2 separate regions of the Homo sapiens genome follow, and region 1 is linked to region 2. The links are chromatin contacts, found by Hi-C or POLR2A ChIA-PET in ENCODE. All regions are on one chromosome and are shown on one strand. Each heading gives the region's core, a stretch centred on a gene start or an enhancer-like site at or near the end of the contact. The rest is flanking DNA. Distances are from core to core; before and after follow the strand shown.

Region 1 (3,391 bases), core at 711-3,210, 270 kb before region 2:
CCAACATGTTGAAACCCCATCTCTACTAAAAATACAAAAAATTAACCGGGCATGGTGGTGCGCACCTGTAATCCCAGCTACTCAGGAGGCTGAGGCAGGAGAATCTCTTGAACCTGGGAGGCGAAGGTTGCAGTGAGGCAAGATCATGCCACTGCACTCCAGCCTGGGCAACAAGAGTGAAACTCTGTCTCAAAAAAAAGAAGAAAAGAGAAGAGAAGAGGAGAGAAGAGAAAAAAGAAAAGAAAGAAAAATGCAAAGTGCCAGTGGAAGCTAACAATCATGGCTTCAGCCACTTGCTTCCTTAAGTGGCTCGTGTTTAAAAAGAAACAACCAATAATAGCTTTGACCAACACAATCTTTCTCGTCATGACAACATATGTCAACTGATAATATTTCAAGATTATAAAATAAATTCCAAACTACCCATATTGCAAAACCTTCAGAGTTACACAAAAAGTAAAAAATGTCAATAATGGAAGGGATTATGGCATTAAAATTTTTTTTAAATAAAAAAGCCCTGGGCCGGGCACAATGGCCCACGCCTATAATCCCAGAAATTTGGGAGGCTGAAGAGGGCAGATCACCTGAGGTCAGGAGTTTGAGACCAGCCTGACCAATATGGTGAAGCCCTGTCTTCACTAAAAATACGAAAATTAGCTGAGCGTGGTAGCAGGCGCCTGTAATCCCAGCTACTAGGGAGGCTGAGGCAGGAGAATCGCTTGAACCCAGGAGGCAGAGGTTGCAGTGAGCCGAGATCGCACCACTGCACTCCAGCCTGGGCAACAGAGCAAGACTCCAACTCAAAGAAATTAAAAAAAAAAGAAAAAAAGGGGAAAAAAAAGATCGTTGAATGAGCTAAGGTGAGCTGAGGTCCGTTTTATCTCCCTGCCCAATCTCATGAGTCACAAAGGGTACTGTATTTACAGTAAGAGAAACAACAGAACAGAAAGAGACCCTTTCATTGGGAAAGAATGCAATAGCAGCTACCATTGCAGGGTAGAGGCTATCTCACTGAATTCTCATAACAACCACAGGCAGCGCCACCGCACCCCCCCACACACACACCATCACACACACACACACACACACACACACACACACACACACACACACACACACACAAACACAGACATCATCAGGACACCAAACTGGCCTCACATTTTGGCGGAAAGTGTTATTTGAGTTGATGAAATGGAAAATGACGTTAACATAAAAATGGGACTTCTAGCAAATATTCTGGCAAAGTCTTCCGTAATATCTTTATAGACAAGAAGTTAACCCCTCAAACTGGCTATGAGCTCCATTAGTACACTAGAAGCACAATGGCAGGATGTGGTTTCCCAGCAGTTCACATGGCAATGCTCCAGAGTTTAGGTTTGTTAGAATCTTGAAACTTGAGAAGGTCACAATTGGTGGGGGGAAAAAGGCTAATAAAGTTTAGGTAACATTTTTTAAAGTGACATAAACAGGATCACTGTAAATAAAATTCCTTTGGGCTCTAATTTATTAATTCATTACATAAATATGGCCCCTATTATGTACTAGGCATCAGGTCTAGTACTGTGTACTATGTACCAGACAGGTATGGCCCCTACTACAGACCATGCCATGCTGCAATAAACAAGGCAGAGAGTCTCTACTGTCATGACACTTACCACTCTACCCTAGTGAGACCTAGTCTAGAAAACTCAGTTTAGTTCTAGGCACTGTATTCTAAGAGGCAGTCTGATCAAATAGAATGTGTCCAGATGAGGCCAGCAACCAAAACAGTGAAGTATCATAAAGGAAATGGTTTAAATAACTGCTCATGACTAAATTGAAGAGGAAACCAAGGGAAATGAGGAAGTTGTGATAACTGGACAAAGACAGATATCTGGAAGGGCATCATGGATTCACCCTGCCTGCTGAGGACAGGCAGTAATACCATAGGGCAGAACAGGACCAGACACCACAACTGGAGATCCAGATAAGTAAAGGCTCAGCGGAGGCGTCAGCTTGAGTCATAAGTCGGGGTAAATGGGCATGAAAGGTCTAAACCTGGGTATATGACCTTGGGCAAATCACTTCACTCCTTCTGAGTCTCAGGTTTCTTAGCTGTGAAAAAGGGAGTTGGATTAAATGAGCTCTAACTTGCCTTTCAGCTTTGATATCCTAGGATGCTATGATTCAATTTTATAAACGTGAAAAAGAGGAAAAACTTGGTATCATTTGAGAATAAATTGAAATTGACAAATATGCTTTCATTTTAACTAATGCAAATGACATGATAAAAAACAGCTTCACTTCTCCTAGAAATTCCTGAAAGCAATGCTAGTCATTTCTGACCTGCTATATGTTTACTTAACATGGTAAGAAAAATGAAACTTCTTACTGCTTAATTCACTTAGCAAATACCTTTTGAGGGTGTAGTGTAACGATTTGGCGTAGTGAGTATTTCTCTCTTATGCTGGTTCTTATTAACTGGAGTCTTTGGCTCAGGAAACATAAAGTACTCTTCATTCTTTACAGCAGACTTAGGAGTATATACATTTTCTTTGTTCTTTAATTTATTTGCAGGTGTTCTGCATAAGGCTGGAGTTAATGATTTAGATTCCACCCCATTTGATTCTGTCCAGTACTTGGTAAACTGGAAAAAAAAAGTTACTAGATAAAGCACACTGAAGAAGAAAAGTCAATTTCTTTACAACATTCCTTGATCATTTGCAAACTACCTTGTACTATTTTTATTAAAATGAATTATCAAAAGGATATTATTGACATTAGGAAATTTGAAAATATATAGTTTTCTTTAATACATGTAGATCACTTTAGTCTGTTCTATTGACAGTAATTTTCAACATGATACAGGCTGAGTGTATACACATACTCAGATCCTAGGCAATATTGTGAATGGCCACAAATCAATCACTAAGAAATGCTTTCCATACCTAGATAGTCACGGCTTGCCTCTGACATGTACCAAAAAAAAAGTTTAGTCAGCAATTAGGGCAGAAAAAACATGTTAAACTACTCTAACAGAAATATTGGATAAAAAATACTTTTTAATCCTTTTAAATTTATGGTTGAGCTTGCAAGAGAGTAAGTAAAATCCTGAGAGGCCAAACTAAAAACATGAGAATGAATCCAAAGGAGTAACCAAGGCTGAAACTCTCTGCTGCCCTAAGGGCAGCTATCTTCTGCCTCTGATAACCTATAGCATGTGTTTCTACAGCCACAGAAGCCTTGGGCCTCTGCAAGGTGGTGAGTTAGAACCAAAGCTCCCATGTAAAGCCAGGAAGGGCTATAGCTAAAATTAAAGGCTGAGTTAAATATAAATCTGCTCTTCAAAGGGAATAGGCAAGAAAAAGGGTGTCTTGGTCTTGGTTCTGAGGGAGGAGAAAAATGAAGTTTC
Region 2 (3,668 bases), core at 854-3,353:
TTTACCTTGAAGTGAAACAAACAAACAAAAAAAACAAGTTTAGATGTGATCATCTCCAAACTGGCTGCTTTGGGAGAGAGCCAGCCAGCTGGTTAACTGGGTTACATAATTCGAGTATGGGTTTGGGGTGGATATGTTCATAGGGACCTAATACCTCTTTCCAGCTTCTCTTTGTTTGTCCTGGAATTCCAAAACCTATGATGTTATTGCTGGAACTTTGATTCAGCAGTTGCTAAACACCTTCTCTTGTGTTTCTGGCACTAGACTTGGGCCTTGGGTTTAGTTTACACAGTCCCAACAGAGTCTGGGTGCTCAGTCTGATATGGGAGACAAGTGTACATAAATAATTACCATATAGTGTTGTTCATAAAGAGAATGTCCAAGGTCCAGAAGGTCCTGAAACAACATTTACTCTGATTTCCCCCATTTTCTACTGGTTGCAGCTGAGGCCCAGAGAGGGAAAGAGAGACTGGTTTAAGTAATGCCAAAAGAACTAGAACTTGAAAACCCGAGTTTTCTGTTGACTGGTCCTTAATAATTTTACTCTACCACCCTAAAATATGATCACCATCCTTGCGGGAAACATCTAATTTCTGCTTTAAAAAGTCCACCCCTTCCATGATGTCCTCTTGACTGCCCTCTCTCCTTAAGTCTGATACCACTTTACTATTTTTTCCTTGTATGGATTGTGCTTTTGTGGAAATTTTTATTTTCTCTCTTGTATCGTGATTATCAGGACAGGAGCCAAGCCGGCTTCAATCTTTGTTCTTATTTCCCCTCCCCAAGCGACATCTGAGCAACTGTCACACTTAAGGAAGCCTCGGACAAGTTGGGTTCGAACCTGTTGGCTTGCTGCATTGAGAGACACCTTTGTGTACTGCAATAAAAATTCTTACTTTTCGGGCCACGTGAATGCATTTATGCTGTAAGAACTACGTGAGGTCAGTTACTGTTTGATTGCGGAGTTTTGTAGGTAGGAGGCACGGAACAGTAGCAACAATTTACTAAGAGAAAATCTATAGGAATTGGAACAGGGCCCTGCGGTCCGCAGGGCAGCGGGGGGCGGGCTGGGGCGGGGCTGCGCAGTGGTGCTGCGCGCGGAGCTCTGTTGCCGGAACTGGTCCGAGTCGTGCGCCGGGCCGCGCGCAGCCCCGCCCCGCCCCGCCCCGCCCCCTTCCCCCTCGGGGTGGAAACAAAGGGGGTTCGGCGCGCGGTGCGGAGCCTGGGGGAAAAGGGAGGAGCGCTCCGGTGGTCTGGCGCGCTGGGCTCGCTAGGTTTGTGCTGGCGAGGGGACGGGGTGGGACGGGCGACCCGGACCCAAGAAGTGGGAGGACCGCGCGTGTCGCGGCCTAGCGGCGAGGGGAGTCGCCTGCGCGCGCAGCGGAGGCCAGTGCGCCGGCGCATAGGGAGCCCGGGTCTGTGATCGCCGAGGCGGGGTGAGGCGGGGTGCGGCGGGGCGCGGCGGGGCGGGGAGGGGCGTGGCCGGGCCGGGCCCCTAGTGCGGTGTTGCGGGACGGGGCCGAGGCCCGGTCGGTTGGGGCGTGGGGGCGGAGAGGATGGAGCCTCCGAGGCGTTAGGCGACTCTGTCATCTCTGGGCGTGCAGCCGTCGTTTCCTGGCGCGGCCCGTGTGATGGTGCCGGGAGGAAGGAAGCGCAGTGACAGTGCCTAAGTTGGAGCCGGGGTTCCGGGGGTGAGGAGGCCCGCGGACGGCGGATCTGGCGAGCTGGCCGCGGGCTGGGCGAGCAGTCACAATAGGAGGCGGCGGCCCAGCGAGGATCCGCGGGAGCTGCCCGGCAGGGCGGAGCCTCCCCTCGCAGGTACTGGCCGCCGCGGCCGTTGGCTGCAGCGCGAGGGCGGGACGGGCTGCGGGCCGTTGAGAGCCTGCGGGGCCGCGCCCGAGTCTTGGGCTAAGGTTTGCCTCGGCCGCCCGGCGCTCTTTGTTCCCGCGGTGGCGAGGAGGCGCGGTCTCAGCTCGCGGAGCCGCCGGCCCGCTGCCCGGCAGATGGCCTCGCTCTCTCGCTCCCTCCCTTTTTGCCGAGACGCAGGTGAAATGATGTCACCCAGGAGAACGCGGAACCCGGTCGAAAGGGTCCTCTCTGGCGTCCTTCTGCTTCCGTGGGTTTCTGGATAGGCTGCGTTTTGTTCTCAGGGGATGCAAGTTCTTCCTTTCAGGGTTGAAGCGTGAGAGAGGTTGGTTTTTGAAACGGGAGTGTTTCAGGTTATTGAGGTCCAAAAAGAAATAAAGTTTTTGTTTACGTCTGTATGGCTTGTAAGGTAAAGTATTTTTCTTTGTGTTGCAAAAATGATATATGCTATTATTCAGTAAAAGTTGGGTATGCTAATTCTACCGTAAGTAGAAACACACACATGTAATTATTGCCACCATTATATGAATTGCCATTTCTTTTTTCTTAAGCGGTGGACTTAACGTATGAAAACTTAAATGTATACAAAGCTCATAATACAGTTGTTACCTTAGAGTTGCAAGTCTGCTGTATTCTGTTTGGCCTTGATTGCGAGTGTTGTTATACTTGAAAATTTACCGTAAATTTTTTTCAATAGCAAACAAACCTTGTATGTAGGCTTTAAAAAAAATTCCCTTTTATAGGGACAGTTGGAATCGAAGTAAAATTGTTCCTATCTTCAGGGAACACCGTCTAATGGAAGAAATAGAACTTTTGTAGAGATAATACGAAACCACATACATATAGATGTCAGATCAGGTGTGGGAAGCTGGGACACACTTGGAATAAAAAGATGAAATTTCTGACTGGAAGTTTACCTGGGAATTGTGTCACTTCAGATACTCCTTTCTCTGGGGTTTATAAATATATATTTATAATATATTTATTTATAATATGGTATTATATAATATATTATATATATTTATAATATGGTATATTTCACCTTTTGCAAACCTGCTAATCATACATTGTTCATTCAATTTTAAGTTGATTTTTATGATATTTCTGTAAGACTTATTTCTAAGAGATTTGAAGGCCTTAGCGCCTATAGTTGAATAAGTTCTGCCACAGACTCGTCATGTGGGCCTCAGGCTCTCATCTGTAAAATATAAAAAAAGTTGGACTTAAATAATCTGTGGGTTTTCCACCTCTGACTTCGTCTGTGATTCTAGAAGGTAGTTCGTATTTCCATACTTGTTGGGCTTTATATGCCCATCTTGTTTTTATAGTTAAATTGTCAAGTATTACTCTGGGTGAATATTGAGGAGAATTTTCTCTACTAAAATAACCTAATTTTTGATGAAGAGTAAACAAGATGGCATAGTCAGACATAACTGACTGTTAGCATCATAATGTAGAGTGTAGATCTGTTGTCTCTCTGCCAACAGCATTGGATGAGGCTTTTAATTCATGTTACATTCCTAGGCTGTTTCTGTTTGTGCTCACTTTCTTTTTTTGAGGCTGTGAGTGGAAAGTGTGGGTGAGAAATTCTTATGATAAAAGTTTCTGAAATGATTAGGTACTTGCTCAGTATGGAAAGATTATTGGTCAAGATTATGTCTTCTAGTTTATTCCACCTATTTCTCTGTACTACCTCTAGTTTGGTTTAGGCCACCACCATTTTGTAATTCATCTTGCTGGAAAGGTAGTTCTTAATTAGTCTTGATTGTTGCGTTGTGTTTGTTTTGGTTTTCCTGCTAAGA

What was found. A loop is a pair of places that touch in the nucleus more often than their neighbours do. ChIA-PET counts read pairs that join two places held with the same protein, here RNA polymerase II (POLR2A). Pooled maps may share reads with other maps.
Region 1: a loop to region 2 is called in a pooled map, with 2.3 times the contacts of the local background. The contact joins the enhancer-like site here to the promoter of RNF38 in region 2. A Hi-C loop is called at or near these places in 3 of 50 pooled maps. POLR2A ChIA-PET finds 5 or more read pairs at or near these places in 3 of 52 experiments (CD4-positive, alpha-beta T cell, H1 and activated T-cell).

Annotation. Positions count from the first base shown.
Region 1 is chr9:36,664,585-36,667,975 of GRCh38, reverse strand. MELK (maternal embryonic leucine zipper kinase) reads right to left here. Exons shown (of 18, transcript NM_014791.4): 14 at 2,395-2,626. Among named protein-coding and RNA genes, the nearest start is that of MELK, 93 kb to the right of the region's middle. RefSeq lists an enhancer at 1,813-1,912. Within about 2 kb of position 1,960, at least 3 of the 41 ENCODE cell types and tissues checked have a DNase peak (open chromatin) inside an H3K27ac peak, as active enhancers do.
Region 2 is chr9:36,398,704-36,402,371 of GRCh38, reverse strand. It overlaps RNF38 (ring finger protein 38), which reads left to right and starts at 2,103. Exons shown (of 12, transcript NM_022781.5): 1 at 2,103-2,275. The coding sequence starts at 2,264. LOC124902152 (a long non-coding RNA gene) reads left to right here. Exons shown (of 2, transcript XR_007061475.1): 1 at 1-478; 2 at 787-907. RefSeq lists silencers at 1,044-1,503, 1,534-1,863 and an enhancer at 2,074-2,143.